2 separate regions of the Homo sapiens genome follow, and region 2 is linked to region 1. The links are chromatin loops, found by intact Hi-C in ENCODE. Cell type or tissue: heart right ventricle. All regions are shown on one strand. Each heading gives the region's core, and the rest is flanking DNA. Links, peaks and the distances in the headings are about the cores only. Region 1 has its middle 210 kb from the start of LINC01734. Region 2 has its middle 110 kb from the start of LINC01734.

Region 1 (8,712 bases), core at 132-8,131:
TTCACATCAGGTGTATATATTTATGGGGTACATGAGATGTTCTGATACAGGCATGCAATATGTAATAATCACATCATTAAGAATGGGACATCCATCCCCTCAAGTATCCTGTGTGTTACAATCCAATCACACTCTGTTATTTTTAAATGTACAATTATCATTGACTATAGTTCTATATTCCTTTAACATATCAAGAAACAAATATGGAGAAATCAAATATAGAGCTCTCTCTATATATATACTGAGAAGTTGAGAAGTATTGAGAAGACTCCTGTCCTGGATAGCTTGCATTAACCTCCCAATTTCAGTGGAGACTGTCCACTGTCTCCAGTTTGCTGGGTATTCCCCAGGGGACTAACACATATGGCGTCCATCAACCAGTGTATGAACCAGAGTGTCCATGGTTTCTGGTTGGGTTCAGCCAATGAGAGGACAGGAAGAGATCAGAAGATAGAAGAGTGAAGTTGAATATTTGTTTCCTCAGCTCCCTCATGGCCAGGGTGCCCCTAAGTTGGTTGTGTTCTTCCACTACTAGTCATAGCTCGAGTCAAACCTCCCTATTCGTACAGTTATCCTATCTACTTCTAGTGGCTGGTCCCTCCCCTTGACCCTTTAGACCCGGGGTGGTAACAGCTCCTCATTGGATACTTCAGAATACTGCACTATCTCTTGTTATTTCCTTAAATCCACACCATACTTTTGGAACTAGTCCCTTTGTTAAGTCTCTTCAAAGTTCTCTTATTCTGTTTGAAAGTACCATCTCCTTTCTCCAGGGATCTGGAGAAAAAAATTAAATATATTTTTCGTAATAACCCAGCTAGACCATAAAGCATGTTGCCCTAAGGTAGTACCATAACAATTTAGGGGAAATTTTTGAAAATCCTTTTGGTTACAATTTGTGAGGAAAAGGGTAATCAGAAAGATATTTCCCATTTCAATTCTCCTGCCTCCAATTCTGGGTGGGGGTGAGGGTCTGGGAGGTGGCCACATCAAAATAAACCTGATAGCACTACTATGCTCAGGCAGACATTCGATAAATGGTATTGGTCAGATTATCAACTATGCTAGTCCCTCATTTATATTTGCATTTTTATCTATTATCTCATTTAATCTTTACACTGAAGGTCTTATTAAAATCTCCATTTTACATATGATGGAATACAATCTCAGAAGCAAGAAAATGCACCTAAAATTCACAGCAAACAAATGGCAGAGACAAGACTTTAACCCCCGTCTCTCTAATTACCAAGCCTGGACACATTTATTGCCCTATAAATAGCAGATTCTCTAACTAAGATTAATGTATTAGTCAGCATGGGGTACTGTAAATACTACAGGCTGGATGGCTTAAGCAACAGAAATGTATTGCTCACATTGCTAGATGCTAGAAGTCCAGTATCAACATGGCAGCAATGTGGGTTGCATTCTGAGACCTATTTTCTTTTCTTTTCTTTTTTTAGATTTTAAAATTCAAATTTATTAAATTCAACAAAAGTGAGGAACCAACCCAAATGTCCAACAATGATAGACTGGATTAAGAAAATGTGGCACGTATACACCATGGAATACTATGCAGCCATAAAAAATGATGAGTTCTGAGACCTCTTTTCTTGACAAGTAGACAGCCACCCTCTCTCTCTGTGCTCCCATGATCTCTTCTGTTGTGCATGCTCTGCATGGGAGCTGGAAGGGGGATGACAGGGTGGAAAGCTCTCTCTTTTATCTCTTCTTAAAAGGACACTAATCCTATTGAATCAGGGCCCCATTCTTATGACCTCATTTAACTTTCGTTATTTCATTAAGTCCCTATCTCCAAATATAGTTACACTGAGTTAGGGCTTCAACATATGAATTTTGAAGAGATACAAACATGTCCATAAGATAACATAATTATGCAGACTTTCAACAACCAGGCATAACCAGGATGACTTGTTTTTAGAAGCCCAAAAGTCACATTTGCTATAAGAAATTTTCAACTCAAATTTAAGTCTTGAGCTGCTTTTAAAACATTGGCAAGAAAACCAGTATTTTCATCTTGGGGCTTCCCCCTATTCTTTTCCTTAATTTTTCAAACCCCAAATGCTCAAGCAGTACAAAGCAGACCACAACTGAATGAAGATTCTCTTGGCATGAGGTTGGTCTGTGATTCTGATTGCTTTTCATTGCCTCTAGGTGATACTGTTGAAAGCTGGATGAGCTTCCACAGTCTAGGGGTGTTAAAGTTCCACTCCATGGCAGTGAATCATAGGTCCAGAGAAAGGCCTGGAAACCATGCACATCACTGAAGAAAAGGAAATTGTCAGCTTTCTTCTGACTTTCTGCTAAAGTCACCAAAACTCAACCTCAGAACGTGTCTGAACTTTGTATTGCTCCTAGAAAGGAAAAAAGATGTGGTTAAAGAAAGGACGGAATTAAAACCAAATCAGCAAAAAAAAAAAAAAAAAAAAATCTGAAACACCTGTGTTTTAGAAAGCAAACCTCAGGGGCACAGTTTTTATCTCGAATAGACCTGTTCTAAAATCCAAAAATGAGAATGACCTGGTCACAGATTCATTAAGAAAAGAATATAAAAGAGCACCTTGTTCTTGAAGCAGAAGCATTGTAAATGTGTGGGTCAAATCTAACTTATAAGCCCAAAGACTCTTGGTCCTCTTCCCATTCAGTAACTGAAGCATGTCTTGATTAATAAATCAAATTCTCTCTCTCTCTCTCCTTCTCAAGCATGCACGCACACACACACACATTTCACTAGAAAGAATAAATAGAACTACAAGGTCTTCACTAAGAGATTAATTTATCCAAAAATGCCAGTCTCTCTTCCAACGCTCTATTACAAAATTACACATAGACAAAGCATACTTGAGAGTCCACAAGTCAGTGAAGATCAAGAGGCTGAGGTAAAATGTCTAAGTGACAATGCACCTTCCCGTGTTTGAGGTTCTGGGGGCTACCCAGAAGGCCTTGTCTTGTCTTTTACAAGCTCCCAGGTGAGTGGGGCTGACAGCCATGGCCACACAAATCCAAGCACATTGCAACTGATGACTTTAAAGAACAGAGTGGTCCCGGGGCCCAGAGGCAGAAGTTTCTACCTCCCTAGCAGCCACTGAGAAAGTCTCAAGGCCATATAGTTAAGATAGGCCTTCAAGGATGAATAATAGTTCCTCTTTCAGGGAAAATCTCTTTCATTTCATTGCTTTGGAAATTTTTTGAAATAAGCACATGCACATGCCCACATACACACACACACAAACTAAACGCTTACGAAAGTTTATGAAGCTCATAAAGGTAAAGGTCCTACTCTTTGCTAATTAGCCAACCTTTTATGGCACTGAAACCAGATAAAAATATCTCCCAGAAGTCTTTATAAAGAATACAAGGTATGCTATAATAAACACCACTTAATAGTATCATTAAAATGGACTTAACTATAACTTAATAGATCTGTTTCTTATCAGAACCTCAATATATTCTATCAAAGGACCATTCCATGGAAGCAGATCTAAAGGGAACCAGCACAATGTCCAAGTACTCAGCTCTCTATTTCCCTTTTTTTTTTTTTTTTAATTTGGAATACTTGGAAGAAGAGGTAGATTACAGGTCCTTGAAGCAAGCAATCCTCCTTGAATGTTATCTCTCTCCAGAGGCATTGTAAAAGAGACTGAGGGGTCATGATCCCTCGATTATAATCATTGGCAAATGCTTGTGATGAAATAATCCAGTGTTGTACTTTAAGAATGGCTCCAAATGCCACAGGACAGTCACACTCAGGATAATGTTAACTTCCTCTTGTGGAAATCAAGGAAGCAAGATGAGAAGTGACCTCCAATGGAGAGGGGGAATAGTCAGGAATCTGTCCTAACAGCCCCGATGAAGGTAATGAGTTCAATATGATAGGGAAAAGCAAATAGAAAAGAAACACACACACACAGAGACCACCCAGGTTCCCCTTCTTGGAATAAAACATCCTCTACTACTTTTGCTCAACTGATAGCAAGGAACTCATCAAGCCCCTGAACAGTCCAAAGTCCATCTATTTAATAAACATTCTGTAGGCACCTGCTAAGCACCATAAGAGATGCCAGTTAGGGTTAGAGGCATGTAAAGTCCAAGTTATGCTCTTGAAAAATGCAAGTACCTTATGATATCACAAACACCTCTAAGGCTTTCCTGTTTTTGCAGTTCCATGGTTAAGCATGGGCCAGAGCAAAGAAACCTGCACATCTGGATAGAATTCCTAACATTTTCCATGGAGGTCACAGACTCATCCCCAGATTCCTAGACATTTCCAAGGAGGTGCTATAGATCCTGTGCACTTTAAATAATACAATGTCATCACAAGGAAGACACATAAAGGATTATGAGGTCAAGGGAAAACATTTCCATCTGCTTCCCCAGTCCCAAACCTTATGCTGATAGAGCCTCTCTCAAATTTATCATCTGTGCTGGTCAATGTCCACCGATCCTATTAAACAATAGGGCTGGGTAGAGTGATGTGCCAGCCTCATTAATAAATCTAATGAGGCACCAAGATATTGCAGGGGTGCAGTAGGTTATAGGTGGTGCCTGTCCCTGGGGTATAACTTTATGTTCTTGCTCTGCACGGAAGTAATGTATTTATTCCAAGTTAATTTTTTTTCCTAAAGTAGGTTTGTTGTGCTCCTTGGGTGCTATCTTAAATTGACAAATTTCAGGCTGCTGGGGCTTGTCATCTGAAGGAGGAAAAATTTGAGAAGTCAGTAATCAATCCGTATTGTGTAAAGATTAACATGCCTGCCCCTCAGGTTAACCAGACCTAAATGCAAATTGGATTGAAATGGTCAGAAAGTGTTCCTAATCATGCATGCTATGATTATGAATCCTGTTTATTTATCACCCTTTGAATCACCAAACACCAGGCAACTGGAAGAGACAGAGGTCAACAAACCCAAGATGAACTATTATCCCAGCTAGGTGGCAGGAAACTGATTAACTGAAGCAAGACCAGATAGCTGCAAGTCCAGGAAAAAAAAAAAATACAAGTATTTTCTCCACCAGAGGGCCTCTGAGCTGTAGCCTTGTCCTGGTCCAGGGGATGGATCAGCTGTGCATGGACAAATCCAAGGGGGAATGTCAAGGGCATGGGTGAGTTATGTAAGTAGAACTCAGACTGGCCATTCTCAAATATCAGGCTACAAATTTATTTCAAGGACTTTGGGGAAAAGAGCTCCTGAAAGCAGATACGTGGAGATTGATGGATCTCCATGGGAATGGATGGGAACTGGGAAGCACAGCTTAGCTTAGTCACCTCGCTGGATCACTTGCAGAACTCTGTATCTCTCCAGCTGCCATGTTTGTCTGGGTGTGCAGGCATTTTAACATCAGTGTGGGTGTATGAAGTTAATATGAGTGTGGGAGTGATGACATGTGTGATGTAGGTATGCACACATGTATGTCTGAGTGGCTATATGGTTTGTATTAATTATTTATGAGCTAGCAACGCCTAACTTCAGAGGAGGCAGTGTTTTAAAACTTAACCTAAGTCAATGGTTTGTGCCTTCAGACATATTTCTCAAAGAAATAATGCTCCACCAAGCACCCAATTTTCTCAGACATTCATCACTTACCTGAGGGGCATAGTGTGGAATCACATTGTTGGTGGACCCAATTATCATACAATTAGAACAGAATTTAACTAATATGGCATCAAGGATTTAATGCCATGCTAAGTGGTTTAGACTACACTATGTGGGTCAGTGGTTCCCAGACTTTTATTTCAAGTACAGGATTTTTTTTTTTAATTGAGGGAATAGCATTTAGTGACCAACTTTTTATTTTGCCTAGTAAGGACTTTAACAGAAAAACAGCAGGAGCAGAGACAGGAAACAAGGTAGTCCCATTATTTCATTAAGGAGAGGACATTTTTAGCACCAAAAAAATTAGAAAAAAACGTGAATTTTAGGAAGTAAAAAAGAAGGTTGGGGATGGAAACCATTCTAATAACTTAATAGATTTACCTAAAAGAAAATCTTACCATAAAAATTAAATTCTACTTTTTCAGCCTTTCTCGCTGTAAACCTGTGAAAACTGCTTCATGACTAAGTGTTTTATTGCTCAGACACAGGTTTGGGAAACTAATGGCTTCAGGGAACCCAAAGCAGCTCCATAGGTCTGAATTGGTGTTTTGTGGTTGCGGCCAGATATAGTCAAAGTTCCAAGACTGAGAAAATAGGCAGAGAGCTTCCTTTCACAAACCTTTACCTTGTGGCCAATAGGGATCCACAGAACAGCCTTGATCTGAGCCATGAAAGGGCCACAGTAACATTTTAGAAAGAACGTCTGGGCTACAGGGTGGGAAAAAGATTGGAAGTAGTGCTCCTGTTATTAGGGTTGTGTAATAAATCACCTCAAAATTCAGTGGCATAAAACAGCCATTCATTGTGCTCTCAGATTCTGTAGGTCAGAGTCCAAGTGGGACAGCAAGGATGGCTTGATTCTGCTGCACCATCCCTGGGGTCTCAGGCTTGAAGGCTGGAGGCTGGGACCATTCAAACGCTCACTCACACAGGGGCAGTTGATGCTCGCTGTCGACTGGGGAGATCTCAGCCCCTCTCCTGTCGTCCCTCCAAACAGGCTCATTTAAGCTTCCCGGCAGCACTGTGGCTGGTTTCCAAGGACAAGTGTGTAGGCAGAGAAAAGGAGCTGTATCCTTTTGATGACCCAGCCGTGGAAGCCACAGGATATCATTTTTCTCCATTATCTGCTTGTTGGAGCTTTAATCAACCCTTGTCCAAATTAGGGAAAAAGCAACACAAACCCCACCTCTAAGTAGGAAGACTGCTGATTAGATTGTAAGGGACAGAGAGGGAGATGGGGAGTGCGTGGAGGGGGAGGGAGAAAGGGAGGGGGAGGGGGAGGGGGGGGAGAGAGAGAGAGAGAGAGAGAGAGAGAGAGAGAGAGAGAGAGAGAGCGCGCGCGCAAGCGGCCATCTTTGGAATAATGCAATCTACCACGACCCATATGGGAATAGAAATAGGAAAGTCATTCTCTCCCTCTCTTTTTTTTTTCTCTCTCTCTCTCCACTAGACAGAGAAAGATAGTTAATTTTATGCATTAACTTGACTGGGCCACAGGGTGCCCAGATAATTTGGTTAAACATTATTTCTGGGAATGTCTGTGAGGATATTTCTGGATGAGAATCAGTATTCTGAGTAAAGCAAGTTGCCCTCTCCAATGTGGGTGGGCCTCATCCAATCCATTAGAGGCCCAAATAGCACAAAAACAAACAGAGTAAGGGATAATTCACTCTCTCCACTCAACTGTTTATGAGCCAAATATCAGTCTTCTGCAGCACTTAGACTGGAACTCATACCATCAGCTCACCTGGTTCTAAGGCCTTTGGACGTGGACTGGAGCTTTCACCATCAGTTCTGCTGATTGCCAGGCCTTCAGACTCAGACTAGAACTACACATCAGCTAACCTGGGTTTTCACCTTGCAGATGGCAGACCATGAGATTTCTCAGCCTCCATAATTGCATAAGCCAATTCCTTATTGTCAATCTCATTACAGGCTGGGTGTGGTGGCTTATGACTGTAATTCCAACACTTTGGGAGGCCAAGGCAGGAGGATTGCTTAAGCCCACTGGGCAACATAATGAGATCTATCACTCTGCCACATAGTGAGACCTCATCTCTATGAAAAAATTTAAAAATTAGCCAGGCATGGTGGTGCACTACTCAGGAGGCTGAGACAGGAGGGTCGCTTGAGCCTGGAAGGTCAAGGCTGCAGTAGGCCAAGATCAGGCCACTGAACTCCAGCCTGAGTGACAGAGTGAGACCGTTTCAGAAAACAAAACAAACAAACAAACAAACAAACAAAAAATATATATATAGAACCTCTTGGTTCTATTTCTCTGGAGAGCACTGACTAATACAGATTTATATATGTGTATATACCTGTGTGTGTACATATATACACACAAATACACACATACACATGTGTATATAAGTATAAAATAAACACATACACCACGACATCATAACTTTGCATTCAATTTCGGTGGGTTCATTCAACTCCTGGAATTTTATGAACTCCAAGAAGGGCATATGTTCCCACATGTGTCTCATCATAACCTCATATGGCTGGTTTTCATCTTCAGTTGCTCCAGTTGCGCTATAGTAGAATAAGCACTGGATTAAGAGTCGAAACACCAATGTCAAATCCCAGATCATCTGTTTCCCCGTTACTGGTATCGCATGTGTCATGTAACCTCCCCAGGTTTTAGTTTGTCAGTACAATGGATATCACAGTATTTGTTTCATCGAATAGTGGTCTCTGCTTATTAACTTATTTTCTCTTCTGGCCTCATTTCTCCTTCATCCCTTCTTTCTGTACTCAGGAAGTATTTTGCAGCTGGTCCCACCCTATCCCCCTCTGCCCACTCCTGTTCTCTCTGCTGCAGACCTCATTGGCCACATTCTGCCCAGGAAATCATCTTTGGCTTTACTTCAAGGGAAGATGAAGCAGGATTTGAAGGCATGTCACCACCTCAAGCCTGTGGTTATAGACTGCATAAGATGAAGCTGAGTAAAAATAAATTGCAATTCCATGATATTGTTAGGGATTGGCTGTTAAAGGATTTACTACTCTTCTTTTTTGTAGTTCATAGAATTGGTTAGGATAAGCAGAGTCACAGATATTGACTTCACTGGAAATATATTGTGTTCTCAAACCT
Region 2 (8,712 bases), core at 414-8,413, 320 kb after region 1:
ATACATGCTCAGGCACCTCATAGAACTGAAGAAGGACCTGCCAACAAGACTGGGTCACCAGCTTCCTCTTCTTTGTTCTCTCCTAGAGCTCTGGCTGTGAGCAACCCCTCACCTCCTTCCAGATCAGTGACCCCAGAGGCAAGTCAGCTTCTCCAGCTCCTAACTGGAAATCCTGGGGAGGCATCTGATTGGTCTGACTTAGACCCCGTGTCTACTCCCAGACTAATCACGGTCTAGGGCAATGGAGGATTCTGATTGGCCAGACCTGGATCAAGTGATCCTGTGGCCAGGGTGGGAGTGAGATTTGCTTCAGAGAAGCAGATGAGGATGCTTGCTGGGCAAACATACACAGTGACTACAGTCCATAATGGATGCTATTATATTAGTGAGGGTCATTTAGGAACATCATCCCCCATGCTAAGGAAGGGCCGTATACCTATCCTCAGTACAGCAGAAAGGTAAAGAGCTCAAGCCATGGAGAATATTAGGCATCACGACTAGCAGTGTGAATTTGGACGAGACTTTCACCTTTCAAAGCTTTCGTTTCCCCATTTACAAATTGAACTATTACATGGCTGATGCAAAGGTGAAAGATGAGAATGTTTATAAATTGTTTCCCACTGTGTCTTGTACCTTACAAGCATCAAAAAATAAATTCCTAACAATAGCAGTAATAAAAATGACTATGAATATTGCCTACAACCTGTTTTCTTTGCTGTCTGTCCCATGGGACACCAGGAGGCAGATCTCTATGGCTTTCATTCATTCTTTCAAGCCCCATCTGAGCACTTCTGTATGCAGCCAAACCCCAGAGTGTAGCTGGGTGTTGGTTTTCACATGGTTAGTACCTGGGCCAGAACCAGAGTGAGGCCAGTGAGGGGCCTACAGTATAAAATTTCAGGAGGCTTCACTCTCAAGGCCGTGTAAGTGCAGTTCCAAGCACTTGCTGGCCTCACCCTAGTTCCAGCCTAGCCTACTGGGTTAGAATCATTTGGGGCTCTCGTTAAAAGTACATTCTTGGGTGAAATCCAGATCTAGGAAATCTGAATGTTCATAGGTGGGCCTGGGACTTTGAGAAGGTCTCATTCCCAGGGATTCTTCTGTTGTCCATGCTGGGCTGGCGACTAGCTTTTAAGGACAGGGCTGTCCAGTGTACTAATGCAGTGGTTTTCAAAGCACGTCTACAAAGTAAGAGGATTTCTGCAGAAACGCCTCTGGGTACCATGGCAGGGAGTGCTTAGGGGGCAAGTGAGAGGCACCCTGCACTGACCACTTCAACTGTGTTTAAACTTCATATATACTACACTTTCACTGAAATAAGATGTCACTTGATAAAACAGTTCCATTGATTTAAAAGAAAGTTTGAAAACTTCTGGGCTAGAAGCGTTAGAGAACTTGAGGTGCCTTTTTTTTTTTTTAAATGAGATGGAGTCTTGCTCTGTTGCCCAGGCTGGAGTGCAGTGGCTTGATCACAGTTCACTACAATCTCTGCTTCCTGGGTTCAAGCAATTCTCCTGCCTCAGCCTCCTGAGTAGCTGGGATTGCAGGTGTGTGCCACCACACCCAGCTAATTTTTGTATTTTTAGTAGAGATGGGGTTTCACCATGTTGGCCAGGATGGTCTCCATCTCCTGACCTCGTGATCCACCCACCTCAGCCTCCCAAAGTGTTGGGATTACAGGCGTGAGCCACCACATCCAGCCGAGAGGCTCTTTAATATGCAAATGGCTGGCCTCTTCAAGCTGTTCCCTCACTCACCTGGACTCTCCTCTTCACTCTCACCTTTCTTTCTCTCCTTTACCCCTGGATAAACCCTGACTGGGATCTGGAGGGCTGCCCCTGCCCAGAAAGAACAAGGTGGAAGGAGAGGGGTAGCTGAGCCTCATGGCATCCATGCCAGCCCCCATGTGGCTAGAGCCAGATCCCCGCACGCTACCCTGCAGGACTGACCCCTGAGGCTGCCAGAGCTCAGCCTCCCCACTGCTGGCCTCACTCAAAGTTCTTTTCTGGGCTGGGTTGGGAGTTAGGGCAGGGAGAAATCTCAATTTGTTGCACCTTTACCTTCCCCTCCCACCCCAGAAAATCTAGGTCTGCCTGTTCCCATGGGGAGTTCTGCTTCCACCAACGCACTGAGTACAACAGGAGGACAAATTCTGGGGACCGGGGGGGTTCCATTCTGGGTCTGATGGGGCCCAATTCAGCCAGGGTCCTCCTGCGGGTCCCCTCTCCTCTGACTTAAAAAGCCAGGATGCTAACTCAACTTCACCATTCCACAATGTATACATATCATGTTGTACATGATAAATATATATAATTTTATCAATTTAAAAAAAATTAAGCTCAGGTTTATATGTGATTTTATAAATACACATAGTTGTCTCATATAATTAGAAAATTATCCAATTTTTTTGAATAAAAATATATTAAGATATGTTATTTCAATGCTTCTAGACTGTGACTAGGAAAATCATATATTCTTTCAAGCACACCATTCCTGATTTCAATGCTGCTTAATTGAAGCAGCATTAATGGAGAACTTAATTTCATTTCCACAACTCAGTTTAGCTGCCTTGGAGATAAATATCTAAGGGTTTTATGATGGAGGTTAGAGTTATTGTTGTGTTGTTTTGTTTTCTAGAAAATTAATGCCCAAAAAAGCAAAGAATCGCAGAGAAATGGCCCCTTCATGAATGATCAATGAGGAATGGATCAGGAGTTCCAGGCTGTCACAGGGATCCAGGCTGCAAACTCCAAAAAAGGAAACATCAGCTTTAGAAGTGCTCAGAAGCCACCCCGTAACCCCTGCCGGCCACAGCTTCTAACACTTAGATGGAATCCTTTTAGATACTAAAACAAAAATAGATTATATCTCAGAAAGAGACACGAAAATGATTTGACACTATGTGTATAATCTAATTCAAACCATAGACCCCCTAATCGACATTTAATTGATGCAATAATGTTTGTTCATGACGGTAAATAAACAAAATATATAAACAGAAACATCTTCTTTGATGTTTAATGACTGCTTAGCAGCTATTTGGGTCAGAGCTACTGAGTCCTAATAAACAAATGCTTAATAATCAATTGAAATGCATTTCTCTGGTTATTGCCTTATTAAATCAGATCCAACTTCAGCTGAGGAATATTCCTTCCAACAGGAAGAAAATGGTTGGAAATGAAAAAGGTTGTGATGGCAAGTCCCTGTGTACCCTGCAAGTGAAATGGACGAGTTTCTCTCTCCATCCCTGCAATCACCTGGAGCCCATGAGAAAGCCACACTCCAGCCTGCAGGTACCCTGGGTCTTGTTGTGCTAAAACAAAGTGTCTCCTTTTCAGGTTTGACTGTCATTATAAATCCCCTTCTATTACCTCCCCTATGGGGTAATCCATGTAAACAAAACAACCCATGTAAAAAAAAGCAGTGTCTGACATGTTCCATAAATCCTCAAAAAGATGGTTATTTGCTACTGTCATTATTATTGTTATAACATTATTATTGTTATAACATTATTATTATAATCCTAACTTGCCACTGCTTTCTGAGCATGCGTGAAACTCTGGTCACCTGAGTTTTTGTTTGTTTTTCATAAAAGCCAGCCTTGTTTTTCAGTGCCCGAGTCAAGCCACATCCTGCTGTCCCAAACAGCAGCTCCATCAGCTCCAAGCCATGTCCGGGAAGGGCCACCACTGGCCATGGCCAAGTCTGCAGTCCGGGCCACCTCCAGCTGGAACTCTGAGCTCTTGCTCCTCAGGTGTCTGGAAGTTCACGCCAGCCTTTTCTGTGTCACCTCCAGTCCTCATGCTTCCAGGAAGTGAGCCTTGTGTTTGGGGCCCTGGAATGGACATCCAGGCTCTGTTTCTCACTCCTAAAGATTCCCCAGAGCCCAGCTCCTGGTGGCTGAGCCCATCAGTAACTCCACGAAGTCCCTTCCTACAGCTGCTCAGCCACTAGCCCCCTGGCAAGCCCCTCACTTCTCTTTCTGCTCCCCTCCTGCTCTTCTCCCCACTCCACTCCTCTCTAACGCAAGCCCCAGTGACTGGGATCTCTCTACCCAGGGTGAGCAGGAAACCCAGAAGTTGGCTGCCCAGCTACAGAGATAAGGAAGAGGTGCGTGTGGAACATTTAAGGGAAAGAATAATCACCAGGGCGACCAGAGGCCCACTGAAGAGACTGGGCAGGTGCTTGACGGTCCCAGGGAGCCATCGTGTGGCCAGTCTACATAATGACAAAAGGGTCCCTCTCCAGTGACCATCCGGTCTGGGCTCCTAAAGTCCCTATCCAGGACCCTTCTTTAGACCTCAGAAGTCCCACGGTTCACCTTCTTGGAAGGATGGGAAGAGAGGGAGAACAGAGAGGAGAGACTGACAGTAGAGGCCAGAGCAAGGAGAAGGAAAGGGTGCCCAGGGCAGTCTGTGAGGCTTCTTAGACAAAAGCTGTTCAGACAAGACCAAGAGCTCCTGAAAGAAAGGGGGTCAAGGGAAGAAAAGTCCCAGAGGAACAGAAAAAGCACAGCTACAAGGATGGAAACCCAGGCAGCCTCCACTGGAAAGCTGGATTTCCAACACCTCAGTGCAGGGAACTGGAAAAGAGGGACAGAATCAGATTCGGGAGTAGGGTCAGAGAGTTCCTCCTCCTCCTTCCCTTCCCCTCCCTCCTTCCCTTCCTTCCCTTCCCCTCTTCCTCCCCCTGCCCCTCCTCCTCCTCCCCTTTTCCTCCTCCCTTTCCCCTCCTCCCGTTTTCTATCCTCCCACTCTTCCTCCCCCTCCTCTCCCTCCCCTCCCCCTTCCTCCTCCCCTTCCTCCTCCCCTTTCCCTCCTCCTCTCCTCTCTATCCTCCTCCTCCCCCCTCCTTCCTCCCCTCTCCCTCCTCCCTCTCCTCCTCTTCCTGCTCCCTCCAATGCACCCTCCTCCCTCGCTCTTCCTCCCCCTTCTTCCTCCTGCTCCACTGCCCATCCTCCTTTTTCCTGCACCAACCAGACACAGGCTAAGACAGTACAATTGGTGGGACCCTGAGAAGCCATAAAAATCAAAAGTGCATCCCCCATGGCCCCTCCAGCTCTGGAGAGTTATCCCTGTCATCCTGCCAGGTTTGTGCAACCTCATTTTACAGAGCAGGCACCTGATGTGTTAGTTTTATTCCAAGTGTATGTGCTGACTTTGGAGAGATTGTTATTAAACACTCGGGCTTGGGAATCAGGCTGCCTACATTTGTGTCTTCAATCTACCTGGCTGTGTGAACTTGGACAGGCTGCTCAACTTCTCTGAGCCACCATTTCCAGAACTGTAAAATTAAGATATAATTGTACCCGGCCCCCCAGGTTGACATGAGGGTAAAATGTGATAAGACACATAGTGCTAGATATTTTCAGATGCAAGAGCTAATTCTGTTCCCCAAACATCCCAGGGCATCATGAGTACTAACATACCCCATTTTACAGATGAGAAGCTGAGAGAGGCTGAAATGATTGGGCAGAGGTTATACTGACAGTGGCTCAAGCCTAGGCTTGTCCAATTCCAAATTTGCATAAGAATTCATTGACCATGTCCCCCTACTTTGTGCAAGCTCTTCCCTCTGCCTACAATGCCCCTTTCTTTTGACTCAGCCAGAGAAACTATCAGACCCAGGCCAGAGGTCTCCTGCTCTGTGAGGGCTTTCTCTACCCCTCCAGACCCAGCAAAGCTCCCAGGAGACCAGCCCAGATCTTCATTAGCATGTGGATCACGTGACAGGATCATCACCTGTCCACCTGCCTGGCTCCCACTAGGTGGAAGCTCCTGGGGGCCAGGGCTGAGGCTATTTCCCTGCAGCTGTGTCCAGCTTGGAGCATTGAGTGGCATGGTGCGAGCAGGGAGGAAGGAAGAGGAGAGAGGAAGAAGGGGAAGAGAAAGGAAAGAGACAAGAAAAGAGGAGGGAGGACAGGAGGGAGAGCACAGGGGAAGCAGGGATGCAAATGAGGAAAACAGGAAGGAAGGGAGGTGGGAGAGAAGGAAGAGGGGGAAAGGAGGAAGGGAGAGAATAGGAGAGAGGGAAAGGAAGAGAAGAGGAGAGAAGGAAAGGAAGGGGAGGAGGGGGAGTGCAGAAATGAACAAAAAAGGAAGGACCGAAGGGAAAAAGGACAGAGGGCAAAAAGGAAGGAAGAGAGGGAGAGAAAGGGGGAAGGAAGGAAGGGAGGGAGGGAGGGAGGGAGGGAGGAAAGGAAAAAAGGAATGGAAATAGGGAGGGGGAAAATGGGAGGAAACGAGGGAAGGAAGAAAGGAAAAAAAGGGAAAGAGGGAAAGAGGGAGGGAGGGAGGGAGGGAGACAGTGCCCTACTTCTCACAGTTACCTTAGTGGGGGGTCTCTCTTCCTGGCAGAGGAAGCAGGCGTGGGTACCTCAGTACCAGCCACCTGGCCTTCTCCCAACACTTCCTTTCGACCAACTCTCTCCTGCCCCCAAGGCTAGTGCCAGCGCCTGACTCTGATTCTCTCCGAGTCGGCATTTTTCTTCCCATGCTGGGGCACAGGCGCAGGCTCCGGGAGTTAACACACCTGCCACTCCTGTGCTGACACACAGCTTTTAAGAAAACGGGGAGACAGGAAGCGAGCCTAGACGCTGCTGGGGTGGGAACAGACCCTGGAGGCTCCCCCAGCTGGGGAGGGGGCTGCCGGGGTGGAACCGGCCCTGGAGGCTCCCCCAGCTGAGGAGGGGGCTGCTGGGGTGCGAACATACCCTGGAGGCTCCCGCAGCTGGGGAGGGGGCTGCTGGGGTGGGAACAGGCCCTGGAGCCTCCCCCAGCTGGGGAGGGGGCTGCTGGGGTGGGAACGGGCCCTGGAGGCTCCCCAAGCTGGGGAGGGGGACTTCTGGGTTGTTCTAACAGAGGACTCTGTGGGGGGGACTCCTCCCACTGGCCCCTCTACCCATGCCCCCACCTCACCCTCCTCCTCCCGCACATTGAACCGGGTGAAAAAATGTCTCCCCCACTGCAGGCGGGGCACTGGCTGGAACGCGCAGGAAGGAAGCCTCCAGCCCCCTCACCTGTACAAGATGTCAGGGCAGCCCTTCCTCTCATCACCTGCGAACAAGATGTCCAGAAACACTGCCAAGAAACAGCCACCAAAGTTCAGCAGCCCCAGAGCAATTTGACAAAATAAAATGCCCCTTTTCAGAACATCATATTAGCCTGCTGGCCCCTCAGTGGATCACTTATATGGGTCTTGTTTCTGCTAAAACACACTTGGTGTCACATCTTCCTTGAAGAGATGAGGGAGAGCTTAGTTCCAGAAGCTTTGGGGAAAGAAAAAGAGAAGGCACAAGTCCCCAACCAGCACCCCAAAGCCTGACCCTCACACCCCAGCCCAAACCACCAGGCACAAAGGTAACAAGAAACAATACTAGTATTCACCCGAGTGTTTAGCCACACCATGCGCTATTGAGCTAAGCATTTAAATCACCTCATCCTCTCAAAATTCCAGCAGGAAGCTGTTAGTTAGGGAGGACAATTTAGAGAAGTGAGTAACGTGCCCAAGGTCACACAGAGAGTAGGTGATGACTCAGGAGGTAAATCCAGCCCAGGCCTTCATTCTGAGTCTTCTTGCCTTTTTCTCTTTCCCTTTGGAAAAAAGTCCATTGGTGGGAATGCCAAAGTCGAGGGACAAGGGTTTGGCAGTAATTACGAAGGCTGTGGAGGAACTAGGTAAAAAGGAAACCAATTATCTCACATTAGGAAGAGAAAGGCAATTCCTGGCTGGAAGAGCTTTTCCTTTAGGGGTAGCCGATCCCCTCCCCAGTCCAGCCTGGCCAAAACTGGCAGCCCCATGACTCTCTGCCACCCTGGGCCTGATTGAAAGTAAGGGGTGGGCACAAAGCTAGCAAATAATTGTTTTTAGAACCCATGAAGTCAGGATGCATCATGAAATCAGAGCAGAGTGGAACCCACAGACTGGGAGTCAGGAGAGGCAGGCTTGGGGTGCCACATTCCAAAGGAAGCTGGGGTCAGGAGGTTGTAACACCCAAGCGAGTTGTCTTCCCGCTCTGCCCCAAGACTAGCATCCCAAGAATGAATGGCAGCCTTTGAGTTTCTGCAAGATCCGTAGCAGTGGGCCCCCAGGATGGGCAACTCTTTGTCCCTGGGACATGGAATCCTCAGCTGCTTTGGGCTGAGAGACAGATAGTGTCATTTAAATTGCACACACATTGCCTTGAAAGAGGTGTCATATGGACCCTGGAACAGAAGTAAATTGTATTTCACATATCATCTGTGATCTGTTAGTAATGACTGCCCGGAACAGGAAATATAAAGGGTCCAGGGAGCTGCCCCTGAGCTCCATAAGAACTTGCACAGAGATCAGTTAGTGATGTCTGCCAAGGATGAAGTAGAAGGGCTCACGTTTGCCATCCCTGCCCTCATCTGCTCTTGCGCATCATATCAGAAGGACGGAAGGAAAGAGATGTTTTGAAGAGACCGAGTAAGAGGTTATCTAAAGGCCAGCCACATCCACCCAGTGGTTGAAGGGTGACTTGTATGAGTCCCTGTGTCACAGTGTCACTGGCTTACCCAATAATAAATTCCTCTGCTGCTTAGTCAGAATCCATTTTTCCATTTTTCCCTGCCTGAAGCTAAATAAGAACTCTAACTTGCACACTTCTTCCTTCCTTCAGTCCTTCAAGACTTCATTAATACAAGGCTGTTGTACATAGGAGACTTATTAAACGTTTATGGGTAGGAAAAC

What was found. A loop is a pair of places that touch in the nucleus more often than their neighbours do. Peaks named below come from ENCODE experiments on the same cell type or tissue, not always from the same donor. Only the 100,000 strongest peaks of a DNase experiment are listed, where the experiment ranks them.
Region 2: it touches region 1 in a loop (8-fold over the local background); 11 of 110 quality-filtered maps call a loop at or near these places.

What each region holds. Positions count from the first base shown.
Region 1 is chr20:39,426,255-39,434,966 of GRCh38, reverse strand. No RefSeq gene overlaps it. Among named protein-coding and RNA genes, the nearest start is that of LINC01734, 210 kb to the right of the region's middle. In heart right ventricle, for the core only: a CTCF peak has its summit at 5,020 (motif pointing right); no DNase peak of the experiment used is centred there.
Region 2 is chr20:39,107,735-39,116,446 of GRCh38, reverse strand. No RefSeq gene overlaps it. Among named protein-coding and RNA genes, the nearest start is that of LINC01734, 110 kb to the left of the region's middle. RefSeq lists enhancers at 3,736-4,237, 6,262-7,256, 7,734-8,712. In heart right ventricle, for the core only: a CTCF peak has its summit at 4,209 (motif pointing left); a DNase peak (open chromatin) is centred at 4,180; H3K27me3 peaks cover 2,771 bases.